Regions from separate parts of the Mus musculus genome. Here region 1 is linked to region 2. The links are chromatin loops, found by intact Hi-C in ENCODE. Cell type or tissue: heart. All regions are shown on one strand. Each heading gives the region's core, and the rest is flanking DNA. Links, peaks and the distances in the headings are about the cores only. Region 1 overlaps 4930552P12Rik (RIKEN cDNA 4930552P12 gene). Region 2 overlaps Vti1a (vesicle transport through interaction with t-SNAREs 1A).

Region 1 (15,929 bases), core at 4,131-12,130, 76 kb after region 2:
AAGAAGAAGAAGAAGAAGAAAAGAAGATACCTGCAGTGGTGTGCCTTGGAATCCCAGTTTTGTTTTGTTGCTTGGCCTGATTGGACTTTGCTCTCTCTTTGGCTTCTTTTGTTTTGTAGTCTGGGGGTTATTTGGCATTTTGAGACAGGCTCTCACCCTGTGGCCCAGCAGGCCTTAAAAACAAGTTCTTCCTCAAAGGAGATCTGGGATGACTCCTCTTGAAGGTCCGACTATCACTGACTGCTCAGGCCTTCTCCTCCAATGTCACATCCTGGAACTGGGAACCCACACACACACACACACCCCATGGAGACTTTAAGTACCAAAGATGCAATTTGGAGTCCAACAGCAGTAAAAGTTCATCTGGCCCAAAAGCTGAGACCCTAACTGGCAGAGCACCAGCCTTGACCTAGCAGCTAGAGTTCAGGCTTGGGATGCTGAGCTCAATCCAAAGTCCAGCACAAGGAGGTGGGGGTGTCTTCCAGGTTCCAAACTAGCGATGTGGAGCAATCGACCATTCAGCACTGTCATCCTCAGGCCATGGAGAAATTAGTTAACAACTGTTTGGTTTCTCCCGAGTTTCCTGGATGATAGTTCTCTCCGGTTAGCACTGGGTGGGTTTGGAGGATTTCCTGTATTGCTTTTTGACTGATGTCTTCTGGCTGCAGCTCATCTTTCCTGATGGTAATTCATTAGGCCTGAAAACCACTCCAGAGTGGGTTTAGAACCCATGTAGTACATAGTCCGTTAAACCGAGATCCGCTAATTAATCGCTCTTCTTGTGTAACAGAGCGATAGCGCTCCTTCCCCGAGGAATTGCAATTTCATGGTTCCTAATGATGCTACGATTACATTATCTGCATCGCTTAGGCTGGGGTGTCAGGAGCAGCGCTCAGAGCCTGTCTCGGGATGGGGGAGAAATCACACGGAAACCAAGCGGGTGGGGGAGGGGAGGTAGACTGGCCTGTGCTTATTAATGCACAGCCGTTTTAACATCTCACTCAGGAATTAGTCCCGAGTCCCAAAGACTCCCAGCTCCACAGTACCTCTTTCCCCAGAACCTTCACATCTTATCTCTAATATTTACAGAGCGGTGGTTTATTAATAAATCTGTATTTGCTGTATTCCACAAAGTAATTTATCTCAGCATTTATTTTTATTGGCTCTCTTAGAAATGTGGTTCTGCCTGTTATTGGTATAAGTAATACACTTTCGATGGTTGTTTCCTGAACTAACTTGTATCATTGGATGAGCTAAAAGAAAGAAAGAAAGAAAGAAAGAAAGAAAGAAAGAAAGAAAGAAAGAAAGAAAGAAAGAAAGAAAGAAAGAAAGAAAGAAAGGAAGAAAGAAAGAAAGAAAGAAAGAAAAGGAAGAAAGTAAAGAAAGTAAAATGTATAATCCCACGGTTTGCTGTTTCTTTTGCATTTTTTTTCCCTAGTGGGAAGGTAGGTATAAACCTGTTCTCAGCATTCTGTACACTGTCACTTTTTAAAGATGGCAACACCTGGTACCTTGTTTTCATCTGTGTGTTGTCTGCCTGGGGTACAGCTGTGTGGACTGGAGGAAGCCAACTCAGCTGTTGGTTCTCAGGTCCCAGCCACTGAGTCTCTCGTTAGGCTGGAGCTCAGTAACTATACTAGCCTAGCTGGTCTAGTGAGCTCCTGGGATCTGCCTGTCTCTGTCTCACAGCTAATTCCAAGCCTCATGTTTGCAAGCTAAGCATTTTACCAACGTCCCTGTCCCCCCAGCCCTGTCCCCCCAAGCCCTATCCCCCCAGCCCTAATCCCCCAGCCCTGTCCCCCAGCCCTGTCCCCCCAGCCCTAACCCCCCAGCCCTATACCCCCAGCCCTATAACCCCCAGCCCTAACCCTGCAGCCCTATACCCCCAGCCCTGTCCCCCCAGCCCTCTTTTTGATCTCATGACACAAGGCCCCCCATGTTGTATAGGCTTTCAATATCTCTGGACTCACAACAAGTTTTGTGCCTTATCCTAGGTAAGAATTTTTCTGCTTTTAATTCAAGTTTTTATTTATAGCTGGGCATGGTGGTGCACACCTCTAATCCCTGCACTCAGAAAGCAGAGATAGGAGGATTTCCAAATTCAAGGCCAGCCTGGTCTACAGAGAGAGTTTCAGGACAGCCAGAGCTACCTGATACCCTGTCTCAAAAAAAAAAATATATATATATATATTCATTTATATATAAAAATATCTATACATATACAATATATATACACATATATTATATATGTGTATATATACTTATATAATACATATATATATAATATATTGTGTATGTATAGATGTTTGAGTCAAAACATCCATATATATATATACATATATATATATACATATATATATACTTAGATTTAAATTTTATTTTCCATCAACTTATCAGAGAGATGGCAGACCTGACTCTGATCGCTCCTTCCTGCCATGGAGAGCCTGGGTAATCAACTCATCTTCCCACTGAGCCTCAGAGACAGTTGCACTCAAATGGGAGAAAGACAGGAAGATGCCGTTAGGTACCCACTGGCACCCACCTTCAAACATGTAAGAGACTGACATGGGTAAATATAAACGTGTGGGTCTGTAACATAGCATATAAATACTGTCTTTTATTGTTGTTTAGCAATGTTTTGGGTTTTTGGTTTGGGTTTTTTTCTATGCAGATTTATCATAGTGGGTGGAGGGGCTAAAATATTTCAAGAACACTGCATACTCTTATAATCCCCACACTGAGGCGGCTGAGGCAGGGGGATCTTGAGAACAAGGCCAGCCTGAGAGAGCCTGTCTCATGAAGGAAAGGACTTTATAGGAGGAAACTGTTGGAACTCTTGGGACAGGCAAGGGAGGTGCCTTCGGTCAGAGTCAGAGACAAGCAGAGAGAAGGCCAGCGTGATCTACACAGGAGACCATCTCACAGAACCAAGGGCTGGCAGTGACAGGACATGTGCCAAGCTCAAGGCTCAAGTGCCCGCACTAAAATCTATCTATTACAACATATTCTTTCTGGAGGCTAAAAATGGCTCGGCAGTTAAGAAAATATACCAGTCCTTCAAAAGACTAGAATTCAGGACCCGGCATGCTGGGAAACTTACAAGCCTCTGTAACTCCCAGTCCAGAGGCTAGGTTGCACTCTTCTGCCCTTCCCCCCTCTCTCTGTCTCTTTGTCTCCCTTCCTTCTTCCCTCCCTCCCTCTCTCTCTTTCCTCCCCCTTCACCCTCTCTCTTTCTTTCTCTCATACACACACATATACACTCATGCACACTCATATACTCACACATTTATACACTGACTCACACTCATTCACACACACACACACACACACACACACACTAAGTAAATCTTTTAAAATGTATATTCATTCTAAGAATGCTTTAAAGTTACCTTTTCATGCTAAATGACCAGTGTGGACAAGGGATGGTGAAGAAATATTACCTCTGCCTTCCCCAGGTCTCAAAGCTAGAGAGGGAACCCACCAGCTACGTGGAAATTCCCTGTCTTGGAGTTCAGCTAAATCATACCTGTGCTGTGGGTCCGGGATGAGTGACAGCATCTGAGCCCTCCCTCCCTGGCTCACGGAGAGCCATCTCTCTATCTCTCTGGTGCTATTACTTCCTTCCCAGAGCCTGCTTTATTTCTCCATTTTTTGTTTCCTGGTTGAGCATGGCACGTAGTGGGAGGGAGGGATAGACAGACGGACGCATGCATGCAAGAACGGTTGGATGGTAGAAACTTCTGTCGTTTCAGACAGCCTAAAAGCAGGTAAGATGTCACCACGGGGAGGTTGTCCCCATCCAAGATGTGGGCGGTGGACTGTGTGGGGGCAAGAGGCGGGGCTGGGCGGGGGCACCTGGCACTCTGCACTGCTGCGCTGGCCTTGGGTGCTTTTCTGGCAAATGCAGGGAGCAGCCTGCAGCGGAGGGTGAGGAGTCCTCTACAGGAGTCTTTCTCTACAGGTTCGTTTGTTTGTTCGGTTATGGAGAGCCTCCCCCATCTTAAGTGGGGGCCGAGGCTTCACAAGGGCCAGCCTCATTTGGATGTGCAACACCGCGGAGCTCCGGATTTCAAAACCTCCAGTACACTAAACGTGAAACTTTTGTTCAAATTTCAAGGATTTTGATAGCCCAAGTGAATAGACACCGCCTATTGATTTTCCCCTTACAATGACTCTTGGATAACCTATTTTCTCATTTATTTTTAAAGACAGCTCATGAGATTTCATAGCGATTCTGCCCAACCTCCTAATATCAAAATCCCTCCTTGACCTGAAAATTGTAATTCTGCTATAGATCACAGCTGCTGAATATTACCTTTTACTAAGCTGGTTAAATAAAATATGTCCAACTCACTAGATCCCACAGCCGTGGTCTGCAATCCTAACGATCCAGGGGCTAAGGTTCCTGCCTCTGCACGCTCTTGCAGGCCAGCACTAGAGTGTGGAGATGCAGCCATCAGCTCAGCGCTGGAGTCTAAGGAGGAGCAGCAGAAGCCTGCTCAGCCGATCTTCAATGATTTTCTTGTAAAACTTTTACAAGGGAGACCTGGGCTGTTTGATGTCTTCTAGACAATCAAATGTCCCCTGAGCCTACAACGCAGTGGCTGGGCTTTTCTCCCTGGTGAGGAGGGGGTATATTTGATGTAGGGCACGTGCAAAAAACAGCAAGGCCTTCACACTGGTAGACCAGAGTCCACAGAAGTGTGGAGGAGGACATCCTGTGTAAATCTGGGAAGACTGATCCTGCCACCGGCTGCCCAAGACCCTTGGTTCAAGGCTGGCCGGGCTAGAAAGGGTCCTGGTGGGATCTAGATTTAGGGCCTCCTGTTCCATCTGAGCTCCTTCAGCCTTGTGCATACCCACCACGGCCACCTACCCACCCTAACCACCTTACGAATATTTCAAAGCCCATGTTGCCATCTAAAGTCATCGCCTCTGGGTTTTACTATCTTATGCCTTGACCTACACTGTCTGTGGAACCTCTGCTCCCATCCGGCATGGTCACGCTCCCTTGATATCCTTATTCGTACACAGTTGGAATTAGCATGACTTAAGGAGAGTGTAGCGTCTTCAGTCCTGTACAGAGGGGCTCTTTGAAATGACAGAGACTAGAGTCTCCTCCTCAGAGGACCTGTGGACCTTTGCCATTCTGCTGTGTCTGGTCTGGCCCCATGGTGATGGAGCCAGGCCAGTCCTCCCTTCTCAGTGTCAATGATGCCTTGACAGTCGATGGGTCCCAGAGAACAGATCCCAGAGTCTACGGTATCAACACCAGGTGAGTCTGCGTGAGCAAGAGTGTCCAGGCGTGGCAAGGGTAGCAGAGGTAACACGTTACTGTCCTTTATGCACACTTTATGCCAGCGCTGACACACATGTGTCAGGAAGCCACCACTTTCTCCCTATGCTCCTAGCAAACACAGGTCACTGAGCCTGGCTCTCTTACCTCCTCAGAACTCTCTTCCACAATGAATCATCGAAAGCTCTCATCCGTGGTCAAAGGGCTTGGGGATGCTGTCTACTTTTGCCAGTTAAGTTTGCAGTCTCCTTGGTCCCCTACAGGCTCCTCCCCTGCAGGCTCCTCCCACTGTTTCCCGGAAACTGCTTCTGCTCCTCCCACTGCCCGCCCCCCCCTCCCCCAAGCTGTTTCGCCTCCTCTAGGGCTCTCCAATTCCAGTTCACAGGCTCCCATAATCCCCTGGGCCTCACTTTAGTCACTCGCTTTTTACTGCTGTGATAATATCATGACCAAGAGCTATTATCATAGCAGAGTGTTTATTTGGCTGAGAGTCCATCAGTCAGGGAAGCCAAGGCAGGAACTCGAGGCAGGAACTGGAGCAAGAACTGCAGAAGAATTCTGTTTACGGGGCTCACTGGCTAGTTTGTTGTGGCTTGATGAGCCTGCTTTCTTAGACAGTCCGGGGCCATCTGCCCAGGGTGGCACCACTCAACAATGGTTCGGGCGCCTTCCATATAGATCATTAATCAAGGAACTGACCCCCCCTCCCCTGTGAACTTGCCTACAAGCCAATCTGACGGAGTCATGTTCTCAGGGGCCATTGCCTTTCTTCTTAGCTTGTATCAAGTTGACAAAAAAGAAAAAAGGAAAAAAAAAAAAAAGCCAAAACCAGCAACCTAATCTTCACACGGACAACTGGTTGAGCTAAGAGAGAGTTGGACCAGGTGGGAGCGGCTTTCCAAACTCAGGGCTACTGCCCTGTTTCTAGACCTTGGGCATAGCTTTCCTTCCTTGCCTCTCTCTTCTGTAGGCGAAAAATTCCTTTTGCAATGATCCCAGTCTGAAACATTTAAACTGTGTGAGCCTTGGAGGAATCCTGCCCAGGGCTGCACTGTAGATCTTCTAGGGTAGAGGACTTAGCCCGCATCTGTGCCATGGATGTTCCAGGATGTTAACCTTCATCACCGGAGGAAAGAGTAGCCCTATAAAAAGCCAGGGTTCTGAATCAAGCGTTGTGACCAAGGGCAGATTCCATCTTCTATCTTATGAGAGACTTTGATCTAGTTGACACCACAGGACTGTGAGCATCTCACAAGTGACACTGTCCAGCCATACACTCACATAGCTGCTGGAGCCTCTGCAGGTGGCTCTCTGTCAACCTCAGCTCACTCCGGCGCCCTTCCTACAAGTCATTCACACGTGGATCGCCAGGAGTCATCGATCTCATGAGGACTGCCGACAGAGTAAAGCCATGTGACACCTGGCCAGAGAACCTGGACAGCAGGGACGATTCCAGAGGTGGGAGCAGTGAACTGAACAAAGGAGACATGCCTGCTTGGCCCCAGTCACAGAGGCAGGAACATGAGAAATTACCCATTTGTGCCTGAAGGAAAAGAGTGTCCAACAGTAACTGAACATGGTCAGTGAAGTCCAAAGCTGGTAACGGTTGGTTGCTTGCTTCCTCAAATGGGCTTAATGACACTATCCCTATCCTATCCAAGAAACTGCCCCTTGGGGCAAAGGCAGGCCTGGTGAAGTGATCCCCACCCAACACACAGTGCCATCTGCCTCCGGGGAGAACAGCAAACCTGGAGTAGTAATGTAAGCCTTTGTTTCTCTGCTACAGCCTCCTGTAGCCTCTGGAACCTCCCCTCCCTGCTGACAGCTAAGGTATGATGGGGATTGGAACCCAGGGGGAGCATGTCTCTCCCTTCAGGCCAGACACTTACACCCTCACTCTGTGGAACTTCTCAAAACAGGGCATTTAGGAAGCGCCAGGAGGCTGGTTCCCCAAATCAGTAGGGGCCTTCACTGCTGGACCTAAACAGCAAACAGATAATGTGAGTCTCCTCAGGGTCCCTCGGCTGACTGGCAGTTTCCAGTGAGAGCTTGACCCAGGCTACCCCATGGGACAAAATTACAGTGGCCCTAGCTGCCACTCAAGAGGGCCCTTCTGTGTACATGACTACTCTGTCCTTCCATAACTTAGGTCATCCAACTGTATACAGGCCTCAGCCATACCCAACAAGCCAAGCAATCGCTGCTCCGTGTCCAAGCCGGTAGGCTCGTCGCTTTCGTAACTGCTCCCAAGCCTTCTCTCAGGATAAAAAGAGACCTCCCAAACCTAGGGCGGCCCATTGGGTGTGGCTGGCAGTCCCATATTCTCCTGGTGGTGGGGCCAGGAAGCAGAGCTGCAGACCATGGCTTCTCTTCCCGGGTGGCACCCAATTGATGGCCTGTCAGCTTCGAAAATGTTTTCATCTCTGGAAGAAACAACGCGTGAAAGAGCAGTTCTGAAAGCGGAATTAAGAGCTTGTTAGACACGGGCCTTGGGTCAGGGTAGGTGGCCTATCTGGGGGGCCTTGGAGGAGACATGCTGGGATTCTTTTTTTTTTTTTTTAACCCAGCCGTTCTCCCCCACAGTTCCCCGCTTAATGAAGCCGTTGTACAAGGCCCTGGGAGAGCCCACATGCTCCAAAGTAGTACCAAGTGTCCCATTACTGTAAACGGCCTTTTAGTTTTAAGCTAATGCTATATTTGGAAAGTAATAAATCCTGGGGAAATGATACTGAGACTAACGGGGAACATATTACCTTTCATGTGTGTTTTTCATGTTTAAGATTTCTTTGTTATTATCTGAGGAGTGAGGCTCTGCACACACTCTTGGGCAAAAAAAAAAAAAAAAAAAAAAAATAAGCCTTAAAGCAGTAATATTTTAATAAGCATCAAATGTCTTCGATGAGATAAAAGTATTATATAGTGTTTTGATATTGGGCTTTAGTTAAAGCCTCATTAAAAAAAAAGAAGAAGAAATTTTTCTCAGATGTACTGAGGGTTAGTGGGGATGTATTTTTAAATTCAGGTGGAAGGAAAAGTTCCAGTTTGGGTCAATTATGCTAATTAAATGCCACAAATGACTGAAATTGCCAGCGAATGGACTTATTTGTTGTTTATGCTATTGCCATTGATCAAAACCAGCAGCTAATGGCTTGGGAACTGGCTGGAGGCCTTGGTCTGAAGGAAGAGCAAACGCTGTGCACCAATCAGAGCCTTGGCTTACAGAAGCCTGGGGTTTCCCCAGCACTGCACTTCTTCTGTCAGAGTTTTGTGACAGCCCAGGCTGCCTCTCTGAAACTCACCTTCATTTGTCAATGAATGTTGGTCCTGTTCCCAGCCCCAGCTGGTAGGCACTGGAGGGGCCCAGGTTACAAAACGAAACCAAGACTCCTATTTCTTCACACACAGCCCGCACCCAGGCTAGAGCTCTGGGCTTGTCGAACCGAAAGGGAAAGCCATTAAGATTCTGCATTTGGCTGTAGAAAATGAGGAAACTGGGCGTTAGAGAGAGGAACTGATCTGCCCAAGGGCACACAGCAAGCTCATTGCAGAACCAAGAATAGAAAGGCTATCTCGGGAGTCCCAGTATCGGTCTCGTGCCTCACGCCCCCCCTCCCCCCCGCCCCGCTGTGATACAATGGAACTTCGGCTGCGCTCCCCTCCCACCCCCATACTCTCAGCTCCCTGCTGTGACAGTATGTCCCTTCTCAGTTGGTGACATAAGCACAAGCTTCAAGATTGGAATCAGGCAGTGGGTATGCCTCTGTGTCTTCATCTCTTAACTGAGAACAGGGTCAGGTTTCTACTGCAAAATGGAACGCCAAGGTTGAGGAGCCCGCTCCATCAGTAAAAAGCCTGCTGGTGCAAGCCTTTGGGCCTGACTCCCATCTCCAGAACCGAACCCAAGTAAAACAAAACAAAAAGGGCCATGCGCGCACGCGCACCCCCTCCCCCATACGTGCACCCCCCCCCAATCCTCCCACGGAATGCAGTTGACTCTGGAAAGATGGGACCTCAAAGCTGGCAGGGGACCCGTGGCATCAGGCTGATGTGTGGACGCCAGCATGCTCATGTAACTCCTTGACTCCAAATATTCTCAGGGTCGGCTCTCCAGGTGAATAACACTTCCAGAAAAGCTGCTACCGGAGGGAAGACATCAGGAACCTGGGAAGGAGGGGAGGTCCACAGACAAGGGTGACACCTCCACTTTGTCTCATTCAGGACCCGTTTGAGTGCTGTTCCCCATCTGCCTGGTTCCCTGGCAGGATGAGTGGGCTCTTCTCATATGAATCAGAATCACAGCTAGGCTAGCTGGGGGCGCCTTTACCTCACCAGTCTGGGCTTCTGGTCCTGCTTCAGCCACCTGACACGGAGCACTTCAGTGACTTTTCGCTCTGAGCCTCAGTTTGCTGGTGTGCAAAGTGGGAGGCCTTGTCTTGGAAAGCTGCAGTCGGCATGGCTTGCCAGGAGGCAGTTTCTGAGTATTGGGGACACAGAGCAACCAGGATTGTCTCAGCTTCGTCCTTGGGGATGTGTAGATAATTCCCAGCCACAGATAATGCTCGAGTAAAATTTGGGGAATTTCGAACTCTGCAAATATTTGCAGTTGGTATTTGTGTGAGTGTTGCACATACACGTGTGTGTTCACGTGTGTACAGGTACATAAGTATACCTGTGTTTGTGGAGGTCAGAGATGAATGCTGTCTTTTGAACTACCTTCTGCCTTGTTTTGGGTTTTAGGTGTGTTTATCTTATTTTTTGTGATTGAGTGGTTTGCCTGTGTGCCTGGTACCCGCGGGGGTGAGAAGATCCCTTACAACTGAAGTTCTGGATAGTTGTGAAGTACTGTGTGGGGGCTAGAACCTGAATCTGGGATCCTCTGCAAGAGCAACAGCGCTCTTAATGGCTGAGCCATCTCCCCAGCCTCTACCTGGATTTTTGAGACAAGATCTCTCACTGACCTGGAATCGACAGTTCAGCTAGGCTTGCTGCCTGCCACCAAGCCCAGGGATCCGCCATCTCAGGAATACAAGTGGACCGCCGTGCTTGGCTTTTTTATGTCAGTTCTTGCTTGGGGTTACAATACTCAAGTCCTCTTGCTTTATTGGCTGAGCTATCTCCCCACTCCTTCCTCTTTTCAAAAGCAGGGGATCACGACGGGAGCCCAGGTTGGCCTTGAACTCACCATTGGCCCACCTTCAAGGTCTTTAAGACTGCATTTAGATTGCATCCTGATAGAGTGCAGCTGCCTGAGGCTGGAGGTTGGGAGGGAAGGGAGGATCGCCTGTGGCTGGTGGAGGACGGGGAGTCAGGGCCGGAAGTCTGAATCCAACCCCTGTGCCCTGTTCTCTGGGAAATTAAGGTCAGGATCCTAGGACTCACTACAACTGTAAAGTCTTGCCTCAGAGATGCTAAGACATTTGCTAACCATACCTCTAAACCACCCGGTGGCACAGTTGAAGCTGTTCGCTCTGGCTAGCTACCCTTAAGGGGACAGACTCACCCTCGGGCCTGAGGTGAAAACACACCCACATCCACCCCTGCCAAGAAGTCCAAGCCTCCCCTTCTACTCCCAAGGCAGGCAGGCAGCACATGGGGACCTGGCACCCAGAAAGGACCTGGGAAAGGACCTATAGTCATTTGATGGCTACCAGGGAGTCTCAGGGACCAAAGGACCTTCTTCATAGTAGAATAGACAACCTCCAGCACACATTTCCTGTTCAAAGCAAAACTGAGTTGAAATACTTAAAATGCCAAGAACCCTTTATCTAAGATGAGCAGCCTAAGAAATGGGACCCTCAGGAGGCCGGATAGCCATCTCTAGCGACAACCCAGGAAGTCAGACAGACCCTCTGTGTCAATGAGCACCACGTACCCACACCTTCATTAATCACTCACAGTTATCCAGGTTTCTGTCAATACTTCCAAGTTAGGACAACCGGTGCATGCATACCCAATCCCATGGGTGCTACTTAAAGCTAGCTGTCCCATGGCTCCCATGGCCAGTGGCATCTGGTCAGGGCACACCTGAAACTCCAGAGCAAAGCTTTCTCCTGCCTTTGAATCTCTGCTGAACACAGCGGGTGGTGACTGCCTGTTCCAGCCAGCTCAGGATAAATACAGCTTGTTTGTGTTTGCTGGTTGGTCCTCATCATTTCTACAGAGCACCATGGATCTACTAGCTCCCCGGATCCCTTAGCAGCTAATCTGTACTTAGTAGGATTGTATCCCTCTCTCTTCTTACTGAGAGACCCCCTTGCCTTCTCTTCACCTCTTCAAGAAAATTGGACTCCCAAGTGGCGAGCTGAGCACAAGAACCATAAAAGTCACCTGGCTCTTAGGAGACCAGACCCTTGGGAAGGTAAGTTGGAGATGACCTTCCCAGAAGCTCAGCATCCAGCAATGGGACAGCATGCATGAGTCAGGCCCCAGGTACAGCAGCAGCCCGGCCGCATCAAGCTTGCAAACTTGCTTCTCCTCCTTCCCTGGTACTCTTGTGGTCTCCTGTACCCTTTTCTGTGAGTCTCTTTTGCATCAGTAGCTTGTCGCTGGGACTCTGAGTGGATACACGACAGCATACGGCCTCAACTCTGTGGAACGCCTTCGATAAGATGGTGACACCATTCATTTTAATTCTGTGACAATTTTCTCAGCAACTAGGTCTAAAAACAAATGTTGAAGACAAGGGGTCTGTTTCTACATGGAGAAGTGATGGGGTGTCCCTTGCAGGGTTAGGACCAGGGCAGTGTGGTCTTCATACTCTCATGCTGTTGAGAGGCCTCCTGGGCTCAGGCAGGCCAGAGACTGCACACATCGCTCCCTGCTCCAGATAATGGACACACCTCCCCACCATCTCCAAAGCAGCCGTCTCACTTCCGGAACCCTCCTACGTGAGACCCTGGGGTCCTGAGGAACTAGTCTAAGTCATCAGGCCTGGCTTCTAAACTCAGTTCTGGAGCAGATTGGTCTCAGACACCTCTCTGGGCTTCAGTTAGTTATATCAATAAAATGGAAAGAGCCAAGATGTTTTTACAAAAGGTTTCCCTGACTCCAAATTCTGTGATGCTCTGGTGTCTGCATTGCCGTGGAGATGGACCACTTGAAGTAACATAGAGACGGGATGAGAAAAGATAGTGGAAATCCACCTTTCATGGCTAGGAACGCTGCCACGGCTGTTTCTTGCTCTCCATGTACCACTCACTGGTCTACATCTGTGAAGAGAGTGGGTCATGCAAAGGAAGGTATTCTAGGTGCCTGGGTAGGAAGGGCAGTGGATGACTGATGGAAGGAGTGAGGGCCAGACTTCCAGCCAGCAACTTCTAGAGGTGAGTGAATGGATCCTGAGTGAATAGTGACCCAGCAAATGCAGTGGTTATGAAGCCCGTCTTCCTCACAGGCTGAAACACCACAGCAGGCACTCTTAAGAGATCAAGCTCCGCCCATACTACCATGCCACTCTCTTCATCCACCTCCAAGTTCCCTTGGCAGGGCTCCTGGCAGATGGACTCCTGATTGAAGCTGCACTGGGACAGACTTCTCTCCTAAGGTACAGACTGTAGACCCATGCGGCCCTGGTGCCAAGGAGAGACAATGAGAATGGCCCCAAACCAGGAAGAACAAAGACTTCATTTTGAGAACTAGTTCTCGGTGAACTAATGATGGCGCCTTGGAGCAATCGTGTTGATAGTTTTGAGGCTGAATCTAGACTCAGCGGGAAAACGTGCCAGGATTGATTGGTGCTCAGATTGATTAGCAATGCCTGCTGTGGGTAAGGATTGCAAGTGGGGAATTAAGGTATGCAACCGATTTGCTCTGGCTGTCTATGCTGGCTTTCTACGGGGCTGTTATTTTCATCTGTTCTCTTTGCCCCTGAGACAAATGTGTACACTTTAACTGTCACATGTGAAATCACTCCCATAAGCCTTGGCCTCAGAAGGAATCCAGAATTGGAGTTGCTGGTGCGGAACAGGGAGGAGATTCCGTGTTTCCTTTCCGTGTTTTCTTTCCCGTCTCAGTTTCCTCACAGGCACGTTAGGAGTTGGGTTAGATCCGTGCTTTGCAGGCTGGGTACTCAGAAGCCCCAAGGAGCTCAGGTGGAGGAAGAAGCCCAGGACTGTGCTGTTGCCTAAGACACAACTGGGATGAAGGGAGCAACAGGTTCTGCTTCTTTAGAAAGGACTCAGGGGGTGTTAAGCTTACAGCTTTACAATGCCGAGAACACGATACACTTTGAATTTTGAGTTTTGGTCTTTTCTCAAGGCGGCAATATATAGCAGAAAATCTGGGCACGGAAACATGGGCCAGTAGAGCCAGCTCCCTGGGAGACTGAGTCAGGAAAATTGTTGGAGCCCAAGCATGTGCAGAAGAACGAAAAACCACCACCACACACAAACACAGAGTATGATACAGTGCTAAACAGTGGCAGCAGCCACAGCTCCCCACCGGCCACACAATTCACCATCACAGCGTATGATCATGAGGGTATGCCAATGCCAGTTTGAGCAGTCAGGTCCTGACTGAAGGCTGCGGTGGACTGCAGCTCCTCATAGCTACTATACAAGTGAGAACATCATGTCACAGCGGCAGGTTAGATGCCCCTGCTGGGTGTTGTGTGGTCAAATAGGGGTATTTGTGTAGTTAGGTACGTGTTGTGTGAGCATTCCTAAGATATGGCCAACTTCTGATGGGCTTACCTATGCGATGCCACCATTAAGTGATAGAACATCTATAAAGAAAGACATTTAAAAGACCAAGAGTATATGCAAAAAGGAAGATCATTGGGCTAGAGATGCAACTGGATTGAGGTTAAGGGAGAGAGAGAGAGAGAGAGAGAGAGAGAGAGAGAGAGAGAGAGAGAGAGAGAGAGGCCACTTACAGTCCCTTCCTGAGTTAACACTGTTTGGTACTGCTCGATTCCTGCCCACCCAGGTAAACCCCTCCCTTCCTCCTTTTCTCTCCATTTCTCTCTCTTTCCATTTCTCTCCTTTTCTCTCTCTTTCAAAGCAGTGAACTACAAGGTATTCATCTTAGCTAACTCTCCCGCTGTGGTAGAACTCGAACACAGAGATCACTGCCTGGTTCTTGTCATTAGATGCTATGAAGCCAACAAAGGAGGAGAAGGGGGAACAATATTGATGAGTAAATCTCTTTCCTCCCCATTTCCCAAAATCCCTTTGTCCCTTGCTTCATAACTGAGAAACGCAGGCATGGCCCGCGCCTGTGCAGCACAGTCTGAGACGGGAGCAGGCCGCCTCGAGCCGCCATTTTTCATGACTCTGCACTGACCGTGGAACTTTTATTCTGATCTTTTCTGAAGTAGGAGGAACCACCCAAGTAAGTATTTCTGCTCCAAATGTACTCTGAAGTTTCACCTCAGGAAGTCAGCTCCCTTCGGTTCCTCTTCCGGCCACAGTTTCACTTGGGTCCCATTAACATTTGCTCTAGAAGGTTCTGACTCAGCCCTAAAATGTGTCCATTCAGGACTATGACAAGTTCACTTTCATCCTTGCAGGAGGGAAGTGGCAGATTCGATGAGTGCCCTGGGAGGCGGGTCCAGTGAGTGTTCCACACTCCCCATGCTACATTGGGTCCTCCAGGATCATCGGGGCATGGCTTGAAGAGGAAGGGGCTGAAAACCAACCCACCCGTCTGGCCAGGTCCAAGCAGGGAAATCAGCATGGTCAAGATCCAAAGGCATGGGTCATCCTTGACTGAGGCCTTGGTCCCAAGCTCTCCATAAGAAGATCCTAATTCAGGCTGGGACTGGCTGGATGAAGCCCAGAGTACTTTCCCCCCATTGGTTGGATCAGATTGGCAAGACTGCTGGAGAGAGCAGAGTCTATGGCTGGAAAACTCAGCTTCATCTAATTATGGACTCTCCTGCCCGATTTCATCAGTGCCTGGCTCTAGCAAGACACTTTCCAAGTGAACTTGGCTTTCAGTGTCCCTCTACCCAGGAGGCACAATAACCCAACAAGGGAGGACATGGTGTCCCTCTCCTATATGCTGTTTAGAGTGGAAGCTTTTAGCTTCCAGAGGTGTCTTGGAGGTGGAACATGGAGGGAGTCCTATCAGGACACACAGCACCAGGTCCAACCAGGATGGGGCTGCTCCCCAGAGGACTGGATAAACCTGATACTCTTTTTTTTTTGAGAACAGGCAGAGAGTTTACCCTGCAAGGAGTGAGGTGCCTTCTATTTCCTCTGGGATCTTTCCTGAGACATGAACCCTGTCACCGAACATCTACACTTCGTGGGAACTCCCCTGTCCAGGGCAGGCCCTAGCAAGTGGCATCTTACAGAAATAAATAGTTCCTGGTCTGAGGAATGGGGACTCATGGGTACATGAGCCAGAGAGAGAGAGAGAGAGAGAGAGAGCAGAGCACAGGCTGCCAAGCTGCACTGCCCACTAGAACTGTCCCATGATGGTGTCACGTTTCCACTGGGTGTCATGATGTGGCATTTGAGCATTTATTCCCTGCCTAGTACCACTAAGAAACCAAATGTTTAATATAAATTTAGCCACGGGCAAAGTACTTGCCTGGCACGAAGGATGCCCTGGGTTTGGACTCCAGTCCATCATACAGCTGGATGTAGCAGCACATTTGGGAGGTGGGGCCACCATGATCAGGAAGTTT
Region 2 (15,929 bases), core at 3,389-11,388:
GCCCCAGTGTCTAAGTTAGCATCGCATCTGAATAGCCTGTGACAGTCTGTAGTTGGGAATCTTTATAAGTCTCTTCCCATTGCCCACCAGATCTCGCTTCCCCATCTTCATGTCTCTAGTAGCAACAACTAGTGTGTAGCTCTTCAATCAATAATTACTCGCAGGATTTAAATTCCCTTCTCCAAAGAAAAAGCTATGGCCAGTAAGGAGCCCGAGTCCCAGATAGGAGGTACAGTAACAAGGACTAACATTCAAAGTCCTAATTACTTTGGTCATTTGTTGAATTTAAGTTACCACGGTGGTTTACCAGGTTCAATTAGAAAATGTAACTTTATTGCAACCCAACCCCCATTCTGTTTCTTACAGATCTCAAGAGTTTTATACTCAGTTGCCAGAAATCTTTTTTTTTTTAAACCGACAAATTGTCCAGGGGCCATTTTGAGGTTGCGCAATAGGTTGATTGAGTCCCGGCCAGGCTCTGTGCACTTGCTCTACTGCACACAATGTAGATGCACAGGCCACGTGCAAACGCCGCTGTTCATTGTTCCCAACCCTCCAAATCCACGTCTTTAAAAACAATCAGTTGCATTCCTCTTAAATTAAATGCCAAGTAAACAATGCAAATAAAACTATTTTTCTTGCAGAGACAAAATTGAAAATCTGTAACTAATTACAAATTGGCAAGCCTCGAGCCTACAAATAGCTGAACTCTCTACCAATGTATCGTTTACAGTGAACTCAAAGCCAGCTTCCTCACACCAGCCGTCCACAAGTTATTAATCAATGCTGTGCCAAGCCCTGGACCTCACCTCCCCCAAAATCATCATAAACATTTAATTTTCAATGTGGGCTTCATAAACAAAGCTGTTAAAAATGAGAGAAAGTTTAATTGGTCAGACACACAATGCCTGTTCGTGGAGTCTGAGCTGGCTTCCCGTTTAAATACTCTGCTCTTCCCCTACTCAACTGAGCTGAGATTAATATTCTGTCCCTGTGGCCCTTGGCTTTCCTATGGCACTCTGAGCACTACCAGACCTTCCTTAGTTGAAATCCTGGCGAAAAGCACCCTGCTCACAGGCCACAGAAAACAGGGTCAAGGAGCGGCTTTGAGTGCCACAAGTGGGAGACAGAATTTACCCATGGCTTTATTTTGGGGGTGATCCTGCTTAACATACATGTACTGAAAACTGCAAAGATGTGGATATCTTTTTCTTTCCGTTCAGTTTTCACTTTAATGCCCCTCTGGAGGAAGCCTTTCCCCATCTCTCTTACTAACATTTGTCTCCTTCTCTGACTTTGTATAGCTTTTTTAAGAGTTCTGAGTTCCTGTGGCTGGGGTATAAGTCATATAAACAAACATGTTGCCAAAAATCTTGGCCTCCCCCTCGAACCCTATTCCCCACAATGGTACCGTACCCGGTATACTAGATTTGAATACATGTTGGGTGGGGAGACAGTTTGACGGGTGAGGGAGTAAATAGAAGGAATAAACTTGTGTCGTGTGAGGCAGGCAGCAGAGCTAGAGCCAAACTCCAAAGCCTGGAAAAGGCATCGGGTCATAGCTGTATCTTCTGATAGAAGCCCACCACTGCCCCAAGGTGCAGAGCTGGGGAGATCTATACATACTCAGTGCATCCAAGAGAGAGGTGAGCAATGAGTTCTCTTCAACCTCACAAAGGTTGCTCTGTGGGAAATCGATCACACACACACACACACACACACACACACACACACACACACGCTTGTAACTCCCAAAAGCTTGAGTAGGAGCTAGCGACTTGAGATTACCTGACACACATTGGGGCTTACAGTGAGATGCCTCCTTGCTGACAAAACCGCCCCAGCTAGAAAGCAGGTAGGTGTTGGACGAACTCACATGGATGCTTTCAGAGGGAGGCAGGCACCAAGCGTACCGTGGCTCCAGATGACATCATGCTCCCTTTTCGTCCCCACACTCTGAGTCTGCAGTGATGAAGCAGGCAGAACACTCACTAAATACTTGGAGATTCCCATGAGATTCGTTACCGTTCAGAAGATGGTGAAGATGACACGTGTCCTAGCACAATAACCAGGCTAAACTTTTAAAGGCCTTTTTTGTGTGCAGACTGTTCCCTGGGAAGCCTTAGATAGGGTCTGTAGTATTTTAGGTACCCTGTGGGGAAGGGGCCTGTGTTTCCAGGGGGTGGCAGAGATGGCACTGAAGGTCTCAATCCAGCCCTGTGATCTGAAGGCAAGGCCTCTGTGAGGCAATGAAGCACTTCCTCAGAAATAGAACAAGCGCACCCCATGCGCGAGGAGGCCGCTGTCGGGTCAGGTCACTGAGGCCTGCAGTGATCTTGGCAAATTGTAGCTGGCTGAGGCCACCTTCCCTTTCAGGACACACTTCTGGAGATCAAAAATATATTTCTAAGTGGATAATCTGCCATGGCTGCGTGACTTTCCTCGTAATACCTTCTGCTTTTTCTGTCACGGGTGGTTTGCTACCCGAGCCATAGACTTTGTGTCTTCCAGTGGGTTTGGGTGAGAAACCGGAGCTCGAGTGGAGATCTGACCATGTAGACAGCTCCTAACATGGCAGTGCATGTCCAGCAAGTTCGTGCAGGTCCAGGAGTCGTGTTTTCTCTGGCTAATGACACCTTATTGTTACTGCACCTAATCCAGTTCTTATCCTTGTCAGCCTGAGAATGGAGAGTGAAATGGGAGTCTGTTCGTCTCCTGGGTTCTTGTTAGACAGGATTATAGTCTTTCTGACAAAGAACAGGCCAAGTGTGGGACTCTGCTGACTATCTGAGCCGGGATCGTGCCCTCGCTCGGGGTGGAGCCCACTCCTTTCACCAGACCTCATGCAAAACCGCCATTCTTGCCTCAGTACCTCCCCACTCTCCTCCATACCCCATTTGCCAGTCTGTGTTCTAGAACGTTCCATGCTGACTTGGCTGCCCTCCAAAACTGTGAGCCTGGAGGACAGGGGGTTGTTTCTTCTTTCCTTTTTATCTTCAGGTCTGAGAACAGTGCTTGGCGCAGGATGGAATGCCCAAGGAATTGCAAAATTGCCAGGGCAGGTAGTGCAGACCCACAACCCTGAGACTCAGCAGATAGAGGCAGGAGAGTCAGGAGCCATCCTCCAGACACAGTGAATTGAAGCTAGCCTGAGCTACATGAAACCCTGCCTCAAAAGCAAAGGGAAGACTAAGGGAGAGGAGAGACATAAGTACACACTCGCATGCACGCAGTAGGGTGGAGAGACATAAGTGCACACTCGCGTGCACGCAGTAGGGTGGAGAAAGCAAGAACAGAGCTGAGGGGAAGCAGACCGTTTCTCCCTTCTGTGTGCAGAGACAGCTTCCTCCTCACACTACCACCCCGGGTCTTAATGGTTATTTTCCTACAAGACTGTTGCATTTACAGTATGACAGAACTCTGTTTGCCTTGGACTGAGCGCAGGCCTGCCTTACGTTCCCAGCAAGGCTGGAAAGACAGTTTTGTGCTGTGGCAGCGAGCCAGCAAGGACAGCCTGGGGAACCCCAGGACATGCTGTGTTATCTGGACCTCGAATTTTCCAGAATTCAGCCGTGGCCCATTTGAACGAGCCATTCCAAGGCCTGAGCTGGCCTGGAGCAGGTCCCAGATGCCCTGCCATGCGTGTGGCCCTCGGGGTCGGCAGTGACTGTGCTGCCAGCTAGACAAGGCTGGTGAAATGTCATGTCGCTGGGCCCTGGTTACCTTTCCTGACACCTCACCCTCCCGTGGTGACTGCTCCAACACAGACCGCCTGTCACCTTGTCCCGCTTTTCTAGGAACTCAGCAGTCACACGTGCAGAGAACCTGTCCTCAGCCCCTTTTTCTCGGGACAAGCTCAGCTTCACTTCCTCTGGCCTTATCAAACTCTTTGTTTCCAAAATTGTTAAGCAGCCATGGGGGAAGGAGGAATTTTCACTCTGCTTTTCCGTCCCTCCACCTTCCGAGCTGAAGCCAAGAGAGAAAAGGTGGCCGGCTATCTTCCCACTGGCCTCGGCGCTCCAGCCCTTCAGGCATACGAGGCTCTTGAATTTTGTCATCTGTGGTTCAGACTTTTGGCTACACCATCTCTGCTTCAAGCTCAGCTTAAGGAAACATATGGCCCTAGATTCTTCAATGCCACAGAGAGGGCTCCCTCGCTACGAGGCTTAGCAGATGAAATGCGGTTTTCCGAGCCTCTTTTCATTGACCGTCAAAATAACAAGCAGAGTCTTCTGCCTCAACAGAGACACTCTTCTCGCTCAGTTACTCGGGGAATAATGTGCCATTGTCTCTGCTGTGGGCTTTTGTTTTATTTGTAAATTGTGCGTGCTGCATGCTATGGAATACCGAGAAACCACACACCCTGGCTTGTTAGTTGACACACAGAATGTGTGATTACAGATTGTCTGAACAACAGTAGACCATTGAACCGCCATCCAGATGTGTGTGGAGTTAACTGTGGGGATGTCCACAGAGAGGGGTTGTCTTTCTCGTCGGAGGGTCAGTCCCCCAGAGAATGGAGACAGGAACACAGAAGCTACTTGGCACAGGACTTCCAAATGGCTCCTCAGAAGGAAAATTAATCCTTGTTTAAGTTTTTTTTTTTTTTTAATTAAGACCAAGTTTGTTCTCCTTAAAGTCAGTCATACAGAGAAAATACTAAACAGTGACAAACTTATACAGCTTTCAGGCTCCATTTTTTTTTTTTAAATATCTAGAAATTCAGAAGACTGTGCATTCAAGATAAGACTCCAGTGACCCCAGGCTTGGTAAGGACTTACTAGCAACTTCCTAGAACCCTCTCAGTGACTGGTGAGCAGAACGAACATGGAGGAGACAGCTCAGTGGGTAAAGGGCTTGCTGAGCAATCGTGAGGACCTGAGTTTGAACCCCGTGTACCCACGTAAAATCTGATCTTACAGCTCACGTCTGCAGTCTCAGAACCCACCCCTGTGACACATGGGAGACGGGACAAGACAGTCCCCCCCAAAGCTGCAGAGCCAGCTAGCCTGTAGTGTGAGCACTGAACAAGAGGAAGCCTGGTCTCAAACAAACTGGAAGGCGAGGGTGGACACCCAGAGTTTCCCTCTCACCCTACACCCACCCAGGACACACAGAGATAGAAAAGAATGCCAATCGCAATCATCGCTTGGGGAAATGAATACAAAACCGGGAATTGCTACAGAACCCAGTGTTCTCATGCCTGGCATCTGTATCTAAGACAAAGAAAAATATTTGTCCCCACAAACAAAAAACAAAAAACAACAACAACAACAACAAAATGTGTATATGAATAGTCATAGCATCAGTATGCATAATACAGAAAATGTCCATCAGCTGTTGAATAGACAGATGTGGCAAGTTACATATCTGTAACAAAGAATGGAGAGCTGATCCAGGACGAATGGACCTTGGAAATGTTCTTGATGAAATAAGACAGACACCAAAGTCCCCGTGCTGCATGAACCATCCATCAGAAATACCTACAACAGGCAGATCTACAGAGCAGAGCAGCTTACTGGCTACCTGCCGCGGAACGCTTCAGAACTGAAGGTAGACACGTGCTCTTCACCGTGGCGTTACTGGGAACCAAACCTGAGCCACACACATGGGCAACGACACCCCAGCCCTTGGGATTTCTATCTGCAGTGATGAAAATGTTCTAAGCTAGGCTGTGGCGCTGCTTGTAAAACTGAGCAAATGCACTAGGGCCTTTTGAATTTTAAGCCGTAAGTGGATGAAGGGTTGCATGGTTGATGAATTATACCTCCATAGCACTGTTGAAAAGCAAAATAATGACATTTTCAGGCAAAAAAAATTTTTATTGGAAAGAAAAAAAATGTTTTAAATTGAACCTAAAACAGGAGTATCTTCAAAACTCACATAACTGAACTTTGTGGCGACATGGAAGAGGAAGGAACAGGTTTTAAGTTTAGCAGCTTATCTCTTCTCCTTTCTTCTTTCTCTGGAATGATCTGTCGTCTGACAATGTCAACACTTGTCTGTCTTGTTGGAATCTACAGCAGTAATCGGGCACCCAGCCATCAAATAGCTTCATTTACCTTTGTGTGGTAACACACCCATGAGCAATGCTTATCAAAATACATAATTTTGAGCCTGTTTTAAATTCTGTATCAGACACATTAAAAAAAAATAGTGAAGCATCAGGCTAGTCAGGAAATAAAGACAGATAGGAAATCCTCTCCAGTCTCAGCCCACACTCCACTTTCTATAGCTTAATCTAAAGAAAAACGTGGAATTTCCTGCAGAGTGATTAATTGGCTGGCTGTGGTGACATACAGGGTCTCTGAGCTTGACCTCGCAGGTAAAGGCTAACTGGTATGTTAAGTTGATTACACAATTTCCTCTAAATATGTTGACAAGTGGTTTGCACAGTTGCCTTGACCTTTGCCCTTATAAATGCACATTTATAAATGGCTTGCTTTTTAAGCCAAAGCAATCCCTATTTTAGATGTGACATGTGTTGAGTAAACAGCCTGATATGCAACCCTGGATGTCTAACCCTGTCAGCCAGGTCAGATTATGGGAGTCACTGGGAGGGGTTGAGATGGCTGGATTCACTCGGGATAGCCAGCCCCAAAGTGTCTCCTCATCCTACATGGTGTGTTGGAAATGTGTTCTGAAAATGGCTTGAGCTGTTCCAGGAGTGCGGCTGCTAAACGGTTTGCAGCAAATGACAAGTAGGTTTAGCTCCAGTGCTTCTTACGGCTCTCCAGTCCATTTAAACACCCGTGCACATGCGCATATGCACACACGCACACGAGCACACAAACCAACTTTTCGTTTTTCTTCCAAAGTAAGGTGGAGAAACTTTCCAGGGAGCATTTCTGTGCTGCGAGTGTTTTCCAAGATGTTATATCCGTAGGTACTCTAGAGAATGTCATTGGAGGTACTTTTTGTTTTAGAGTCATGCTGCTTGCTTGTACATAAGGAGGAGTTACCACACTTATTATAAATGAACAGGAAATGTACCCTTGGGTAGTAAAACAAACTGTTTATCTGCTATTTCAAAAAACAGCTGTTTATTTGTAAATGTATACACTGAGCACCTTTCCCAAGCCTGATATATCCTGATTTGATAAGCAAAAAGAGATTTGCCAACACTGTTGATTTAGCTGGGATCTATCTGCACATGTCTTCCTGAGTGAGTTAAGCAATTGGAAAATGAATTGGGATACCGTTTATGCTCTCCAGGTCTACAGCATGACAAGCCTTGAGCTCTCTGGGAAAGCAGCTCACTGTCAGGGCTCAGAGGCTAACTGTGCACCTCAGCCTGAAACACTGCAGAGCCCTCACAAACCATCTTCATTCACTAACTCACCCGCCTGAAATGTTTACTGCTCCCCAGCAGTGAGGCATGCAATAATGGTTTCTCTTGATTTCATTAGTTCCCTCGGGTCTGTAGCATTTCACTCTCTGGCTGGCTCTGGACTTGAGGATGGCTCCTCCTGAAGTCGGAACCATCCATCACTGACGTGGTTCTCTCCCTTCCCTTCTTTCTGGGCTCACCAGCGCCCCCTAGATGTGTGCAGGTGAAGTGAGCACTCCATGCCTACCCAAGTTCTCAGTTTCAGTTGTTTGAGCAGCAGCCCTGGGGGGGAGGGGGGGAGCCCAGGGCTCTTGTGTTCATCTCTGTCCTTACAACCCCACCACTCTCCTTGTCCTGCTTCCTGCTCCTGCCTCTGCCTTATGACTGTCCTGTATTCTTGCCCACTGTGCCTTTCAAAGCCAGTTCCTGTCTGTGTGACTGTACTTCCAATATATACACCTGTCTACTAGCCCCATCCCCTACAGGAATCTTCCTGTAACCCAGCAACAAGGAGGAGCCACGTGGCACTTTGTGTATTCTCTGTGTAAGTGTAAGCAGCCTCGCTTCTCCCTGAAGAAACCTGAGCTTTCCAGGGACAGACCTGAGTCCTGTAAACCTGACACTGGAAATGTTGGGGTCCCCGAAAAAGGTTAAGTTCAAACTCAGTTGTAGAACTTACTGTTTGTTTAGGTCAAGAGATAAAGTACTATGGAGAGATAGGTGTCACAAATACCAGGACTTCCAGAAAGCTACATGGTTTTATTAACTGATAGATACATACTGTTGTTTTTCTCTGTTTTAACTACATAGTTCTGGCTATTGTTTTCATATAACTATTTTGTGATCTGTTTATGACTAGGAAAGGGTAATGTTTCCCTTTTTCCTCTGGCATGCCACCCACCAGAGCATTTCTACAGCTTCTTTCACATTGCATTCCCAGATAGTACAAGAGTCTCCAGAGGCCATCAGGGGCTATGGCCCAAGGTCCCAGTGGAACCAAACCCTGTGTGCTCTCTACTTCTTTCCTATGATCCTATGATAAAAGCTTAATTTATAAACCAGACACAGTAGGTAAGCAGCATGATTAAAAAAAAAAAAACAGTTACAACATTACACTAGCATAGTATTTAAACAGACAGTTACAACATTACATTATCATAGTATTTAAACAGTTACAACATTACACACACTATCATAGTATTAAACAGACACTTAAACATTACATTATCATAGTATTTAAAGCTCACAGGTTGTTTATTTCTGGGATCTTCCATTTAATGCTTTCGGACCGTGGGGTACCTGATGCTGTCAAGTGGGAATTGCTATGGTTTTGCCATCAGGTGAGACTTCTTGGCCTTCCTTTCCATTGCTAAGCACGGAGCCAGGGTTTTAGTCACAGACCTCCTCGTGGCTGCCTCAAGCACTTGCTCTTCCTGCTCTCCCCACATAGGTCCGGTGCCTGCTTTCCAGCTGTGCCAGACATCACAGTGGGTAACCACTTCCAACCCAAGATGGCTAGCAGTGTTTTCCCAAAAGCTATGCATACCAGGATTCCCACTGTATCCAAAACTGACTACCCTACCTTCATTTCCCCTTACCCGGGTTCCCAGGAAGACCACAACAGACACAACAATCCTAACAACATAAAGCAGAGACTTCATGGAGGGTTGGGGTGGCGGCAGCGGCGGCGGTAGGGTGGTGGGAGGGGTCAACATATTAAGACCTTGCAGCTGATAGATCTTATTTTCACAAGGTTTACAAAAATATATAAGCAAATGAACATAGTGCCAGAGTATAACTTTAATTTTTTTTCAAATCCTACTTTTAATGATGGTTCTTATACACTTTAACCTCCCTTCTAGCCCACCACCCACCAGAGGTAATGAAAAAGAATGGGGGAGAACCTACAGTTGGGCATAGGCCTCTGTCTGTCCCCAACATCCAGAAAATACAGTAAAAACCTCCTAGTTTTATTCTAGACTGGCTAAGAGTCATGGTTTGGAAATGGTGGGACGCTCCTCACAAGATGGGGCTGGCCAGCCAGGTTCTGCTTTCAGTACATTGTCACCTGCAGAAGAATGGCTTTCTGTCTGATAAGCCCTCCATGTCTGCAAGCCCCTGCTGCACACACGGGCGGAACTGTCTCACTCAGAACAAGCGTGTTTACCAAACAGGAGGTAAAGCATCTTGCAAGCCCCCTTGTTCCCCAAGAAAGACAGGATAAGGGAAGTGGCAGAGCCGTGATAGGAAAGGGATTTTTCACACTACAGAGTGTGAACTGATAAGCCCAACCCTCACCTCCCAGCCAACAGTCACGGAGCAAGTGTGACTTGGCTTCTCATTTTATAATGGAAAAGTGTCCTGGGGAAAGGAAAATTCAGAAAGTCAGCAGTCACTGCTCTCATGAGTGATGGCTCTGACCTCGGCTGTGCTCGACTTTCCTACTAAAGAAACCAAGGGGTCACTTTCTCATAGTCCTGAAATAGAAGGTTGCATGATAAAAATGCATTAATCATAATAGTCCCATTCTTAGCAAGACTGAGTCCCTGCGACAACACGTTTACATTGCTTATCTCCTTTGACCCCCCCCCCCCCACACACACGACCCCTCTGGTGCTATTTCATTTTATATCTGAACAGTCGGAGAGTTTCATGGCCATCTGGGCTGCCTGACCACAGAGCCACCAAGGGGCCGAGTCCAAGCTTGAATCAAGACAGACAGTCTGCACTTGACTCACTAATACAGAGAAGTCCGTCCGCGTCCTCCTCCAGCCTCCTTCCTGGGATGCTTCCTGGCCTCCAAAGCTCCCCTGAAAGGAAAATGCTCAGAAACACTCTCGGACGGTCCTCACCTTGTGTGCGGGGCCCCGAGGGCCGCTGCTTTGTCATTTACCACAGAAACTTTGCTAGCTGTAGTTGCCTTGTTCTCCTTTTCTCTTGTGACACCTAGAATAAAACTAGAGACTATTAGTCAGGGATCAAAATAAATATCGGTCACGGCAGCCTTGGGTTGGGCCTGATTGTTCTTTGTTCCTCCTTAGAGGCCTGGGTTAGCTGAGAGGAAGTGCTTCAAAAAAAGAGTACATGAGAACCTGGGTTCCTACGGAGTAGCTGAGCTCAGGCACTGCCACCTACACAGGCGCACAGGACCCCCTGTGTGGTGTCCGTCGACCTCACCGTTTCACCAGGCTGCTCTTTGAGAAGCTCCTAGGAAATGCAGGCACAGTGGCTCTCCAGTACCCAGACTGCAGTTTCCCTGAACCAATACCTTCCTATGTAGAGGATGTGATAGGCCAAGACAACAAGAGGGGACCTAAGGAGAATAACATGCCCCCGTGCCTCATTTCATATGTTGAGAAACTGAGGCCAAAGAAGAACAAGGGACTTATTGAAGGCCACCAGGCTAACTGAGGTAGACTCTATGCTAGGATCTCTTCCAAAGTACCCTTCCACTGCAGACAGCTGACATGTCTGCCTTGGGGCAACATCACCCACACAGGTCCTTCCCATGGCACATCCGCATGCACCGTGTAGCTTAGTCATCCAGTAATTCCCTTCAGGGTTGCATGAGAACTTTGCTTGGAGAAGACTGGCTGCCAGAGAGGCTGAGCCCTTTTGTCTCAGGTGGTTAGTTTCTCAGTGGAGGGCAATAAAAGCTCTTTCCATCAGTTCTGTTTCATTTGTACAGTGGGTGACTCACTCACTTACAGGAGTGCTGGTTAGCGTGTGTGTGTGTGTTCCCTGAGCCAACCTGGATTTCTTCAAACTCATGGTCCATGGCAGAGACGCAGGGACGCTCTCACTGCTCACTAAGCTTTGTTTCTTGTCCTGAGAACAAGTAGCCTGGGTGACGGTGCACAGGGACATCACCCACAAAGGACGCCTGCTTCTTCTGAGGCACCTTGGTGAAGTAAATGCACTTGGAGAGGGGTGGAAAAACTGAACTGTTGATATCAGTCTGTCTCTGCCAGGGGAATATATTTTAGGAAATGCTTTTATCTTATGTGCTTTAAATATATCCCTAGCCTTGGAGTTAGAGTTAACTCACTCAACTTCCGTGTGACCCAATTACTACAAAGACCAGTCTTGACTGTTGCATAAAATGGCCAAAGTTGACTCATTTTCTGGTGGTATAAGTCTGCCTGGCTTTATTTTTTTTAAACTAAATACTACTAATTGATGGCCCGAGAACAGTGTGGCACTTCTGATCCAGTTCTAAGTCGTGTAGGAAGCAAGCAAGGAACTCTTAGGCAGACACACAGGCAGAGGTCCACGGGCCTGTCTGCAGATTTGTCACAAGGGCCACCAGGTGCTGCCACCTCCACAGCTTCTCACCAACACATTTTGCTCTGTAGTCACATGACTCAGAAAAGCTGCATTCCTTGAAAAGAGAAGTTGAAGATGGAGCAGGCCAAGCCTGTCAAAACTCGCACACCACATTCCACCGTGCAAATGCTCCTCAACTGAGGCCCTTCGTAATGTGAAAATATCACAAATCAAAATGTACTTAATACACCCATCCGATCCAGGGAGCCTCCAGCCTAGGGGCAGGCCGCGCCGTAAGTTGGTAGTTTCCCCTCTTGATATACAGTGCTGACTCAGCTTACTGCTGAAAGGAATGCATAGTTCACATCAGGGTTTGCAGTCAGTTTCTGCTAAGAGTGTCTCTCTTCTAACCATTGTCTCATCAGGATTGCAAGTGAAGCCATCACCTGGCAGGGGCCACCTGAACCCACCTGCATGCACTGAGCAGTGCTTAGCCCTTGACGGGAATGTGTGGAAGCCATGGGAGAGATGCAAGCTGGGGGATGACCCTGGGTTCCTGGACAGCTTACTGGAGGGTTTGTGTTGTCTCTGCTTCACTCTGTGGGTGTATCTGTACCTCAGAGCTGAGAACATAGTCAAGGGAGAAGACATTTAAGGAACCAGGTGGTGGAGACTGCACAAAGCCTGCCTCACAGGCATGCTCCCCAAACACGACGCTTTTGAACAAACAAAAATACATTAGGAAGTGAGGGACCTGGGTACCAATACTCATAAGCTTCAGCTGCAATGTGTTCTGCAGACCTCAAGAAAAACCCCTGTGAGGTACTGACAAGAGGCTGGACACCAGGCCATTCTCAGCAACACTAGAAAAACAAGAACTCAGAAGTAAATATTCACCAGCTGCGAAGGAAGGCTCACCCGCTAGAATACTGTATACCAAAAGTAAATAGGCACAGCCTAAAGCTACCGCCAATTCAAGACCACTCAGCGTTGCGCACATACGGGATGGCACACTTGTAGATTCATAAGTGTGTAGTAAAACTATTAAAACAGGAGCAAAACCACTCCTTTCCAGCTAGTGGAGAGAGAGGGGCGGAGGCGGGGGGGTGGGGTGGGGGGGGAGGGCGAGCGCACCAACTGCACTGGTAACACATTCATTCTCCTCACCAAAAGCAGCTTAGCCTCTACTCTGACCAGCTTCTGGGGCTTTGACTTGCAAGGAATAGACTGGCTTTTACATGCACGCCTCGAGCAACAGCCCAAGGGAGCGATGAGTTGAGAATTCCACTTTACAGCATGGTTGGAGAGAAACTAAGGGGACCGCTCCCTTCACCAAAGGTTCTTTGCCAGCCCCAACCCAAGGTTCAGGAGAATTCCAGCTTAGGAAACACGACCTCTCGTTCCCCCAAGACCCAGCCAAGTCATCCGTAGTTGTTTGGTTGTTAATGAAGTCTGGCCAAGTGTGCACATGGAGGCTCCTGTAGAATGGCCTTAATTTGTGCTTAGGAATGCTTAATTTTATCAGCACCCCTGTAATTAGATATTGTGCAAAGGGATGAAGGATAGGCACTGCTGTTGCATGGAGCAATGGCCTGAAGCTCCTTGCTATCTTTGAGATAGCGAGGGTTTCCATAGACACATGTGTCACGTGGGTTTGCTTGCATACACATCCAAGAAGAGAATGAAAATTTCCCAGTTGGCTTTCCCCTCTCTAAGGGTAGGTTTTTAAATACATGAATCCCTGCTCGCTCACTTCCTGCTCTCTTCTTTGCTGTTACCTCCTGGATGCTTGGCTCTGCCCCCATTGTCTGAGGAAAACTGTAAATCTGGTGTTGGAGGTTGCACGGCTCTGTACGTGAATGTCAGCACTTCAGCTAGAGTTTAGTAGAAAATGTTTGTTGTTCGAGGGAGAATTAGTGCCGTAGACGCCTTCTGTTGAGGAGCTGGGGAGGGATTTGCTGAGAATATGGATTGGATTTCTTCAGCTGGAACACAGATGTGCTTGAGTGTAGACAGAAAATTAGCTTCTAGAAGCAGAGGGTGCCCGCAGTCATCACTGAGAACCCACATCTACTGTTGTCAGGCACACAGTAGGTACTCATAACTCCCTGCTATCAGCTAATAGGAATGGCAGAGCCTAATAATTAACTATGAAAAGATCCTGCAGAGGGTACCTTTGTTTCTAGATGACAAGCCAGATGCCTGCAGAAGTAGAGGGACATAGGAACCTGTAGGGACAAGGCTAGCCAGATGTCACACAGCCAGAAGTAGAGAGGGCTTTGACTGAACCAAACTGTACGTGGCCTATCTTGTCCAAGTATCTAGTTCAAGCTTTTCAGAAATAACAGAAAAGCCAAACAAAGCTCATTCGTCTACATTTCTGTTTGACCTCCCTGGAAGGCAAATTGAAAAAACAAATTTTGCCCAGTGAGAGGGCCCAGTCCCAAGCAGGTGAAGAGCTAGTCCTAACAAGCGCCTCTGCAGGGGAATTGCTTTTTACTCTATGTGGGACACAGGAAGTATCACACTCCTGATCTCGAAAGTATGGTCTCTGGTTGAAGATGCTCATGATGTCCACCAAAGGCAGGCTGGGAAGGAAGAAGTAAACTCAGCAGTGCAGCCCACACTTGAAGATGAAGGCAGGCTGTGGGCCATGGTCTGTTGAGGGGCGTGGGCTCTTCACACTTCTTTCTGACAGTAGCCCATCAGCCACTTCCTTCTGCCCATTGCTGCCTCCCTGGGGTGACCCCAGGTGTTCTGCTCAACTGCTCCACCAGAAGAAAGTCTGACCCTTGGTACAGAATGGTTTCTCAGAAAGCCTTTGTCCATAGATTGTGGCTTTAAGAACTACCAGCACATATCCCTCCCCATTGGAATGCATGGGATACTTGTAGATGCTCTGCCCAAGATCCACCAAGGCTGAACTAGGGAAACAGCAGCTTACTCATTCCATTAATTACATTTAATAGTATGATTGCAATTGTTAGGCAAAGCCTTTAATAGCATTAGGCAAGTTTTTTTATGTGGCAGTAAGGTGTACACCTTGCGAGTATTAAAAAGCACGTTAAAGCAGGGTAAGAAAGATACTGATGTGTGGTAAGGGAAGTCAGTAGGGCAGGTCAGTTAGTCCTGTGCCTGCGGTAACGGCCTTGCAGACACACAGACGTCTCACCATTCCACAGGTCTGCAGAACGTTTTCTTCTAAATCGCTTGTGAGGCAGTTGGAGTCCTTGTCTTCTTTGCTGACATGTTGTGGCCCTCAGTGGATAGGGAGGAACAACCATGTGGCACACAAAACTCCCCACCAAGCACCCTTGGAGACACTGTGTGAAGGGTCTGTTTCTTCTAAAGCAGATAGTTTCTTGAGAACTGTAGTCACCGTTTACAGAGGACCAATAAAATCAAGGACACTGCCCGTCTCTGCCCAGAACCAGGAAACGGAGCAGGAGTCTGCTGCTTCCTGTAGACACCAGAGACTGCACTGTAAAATATGGTCAATCAAGCCACTGGCAAGCATGGGTTTCATACCGTGTCCCCAGACGGGAATGACATTGATCTCCATGGGTTTCGCATCTGTAATCATTTGGAGGGACTTCCATCCTGCACTTGGCAACCCCTTTGCTCAAGAAAGTTCCCATGATAGTGGACTAGACCGAAGTTGGACACATTCTCCAATGGCTCCAACTTACCTGGTCTTATCCAGTCAGATACCCCAAAGCGGTTACAAATGTTCAAGGCTGTCTCTGTAACAGTGGGTTTAAAAAAACAAAACAAAAAACAAAAAAACTCAGAACTCAGGGAAGGCAAGTGTCTCTTCCTAAGTCAAGAATAACCAGTCAGTGTCACCACAATTGCACATATGTAACCAGGAACTATAACCTGACAGAGATATGGAGGGGCCCCAGGAACATGCAGACATGAGCTCCTTCCCACTGTGCTCTAGGGAACCCCATAGACAAGGGCCACTGCAGAGTCCAGCCCAGCTCTGAGCACACCCTCCTCCTCTTCCTCCTCCTCTTCCTCTCCTTCCTCCTCCTCTTCCTCTTCCTCCTCTTTCTTTGTCTCATAGGCCATTCACCAGCCATAGCTGCTGAATTGAAATACTAAAGCTGACCAGCCACCTCCATGTTGCCCTTTCCCTCCTTAGAATCAGTTGCTTCCAGATATGACAGCTTGGCTCCCTCACTTTGGGGGTTCAACTCAGCCTTTTAGAACCTTCAGTTCATTCGCATAAACTGTTTTTTCTAATTATCCATTAAAATAGAGATGTTTATAGTTTATACATCCTGAAAACATATTTTACAATCAAGTTAGACATGACCTGACATGTATG

What was found. A loop is a pair of places that touch in the nucleus more often than their neighbours do. Peaks named below come from ENCODE experiments on the same cell type or tissue, not always from the same donor. Only the 100,000 strongest peaks of a DNase experiment are listed, where the experiment ranks them.
Region 1: it touches region 2 in a loop (2.6-fold over the local background); 5 of 42 quality-filtered maps call a loop at or near these places.

What each region holds. Positions count from the first base shown.
Region 1 is chr19:55,634,833-55,650,761 of GRCm38, forward strand. 4930552P12Rik (RIKEN cDNA 4930552P12 gene) reads right to left here. Exons shown (of 4, transcript NR_045318.1): 3 at 8,596-8,769; 4 at 5,757-7,719. Among named protein-coding and RNA genes, the nearest start is that of Gm41871, 58 kb to the right of the region's middle. In heart, for the core only: no CTCF peak of the experiment used is centred there; DNase peaks (open chromatin) are centred at 8,679 and 9,319; H3K4me3 peaks cover 911 bases; H3K27ac peaks cover 2,347 bases.
Region 2 is chr19:55,559,748-55,575,676 of GRCm38, forward strand. All of the region lies in intron 7 of Vti1a (vesicle transport through interaction with t-SNAREs 1A), which reads left to right. Among named protein-coding and RNA genes, the nearest start is that of Gm41871, 130 kb to the right of the region's middle. In heart, for the core only: a CTCF peak has its summit at 7,526; a DNase peak (open chromatin) is centred at 3,644; H3K27ac peaks cover 3,737 bases.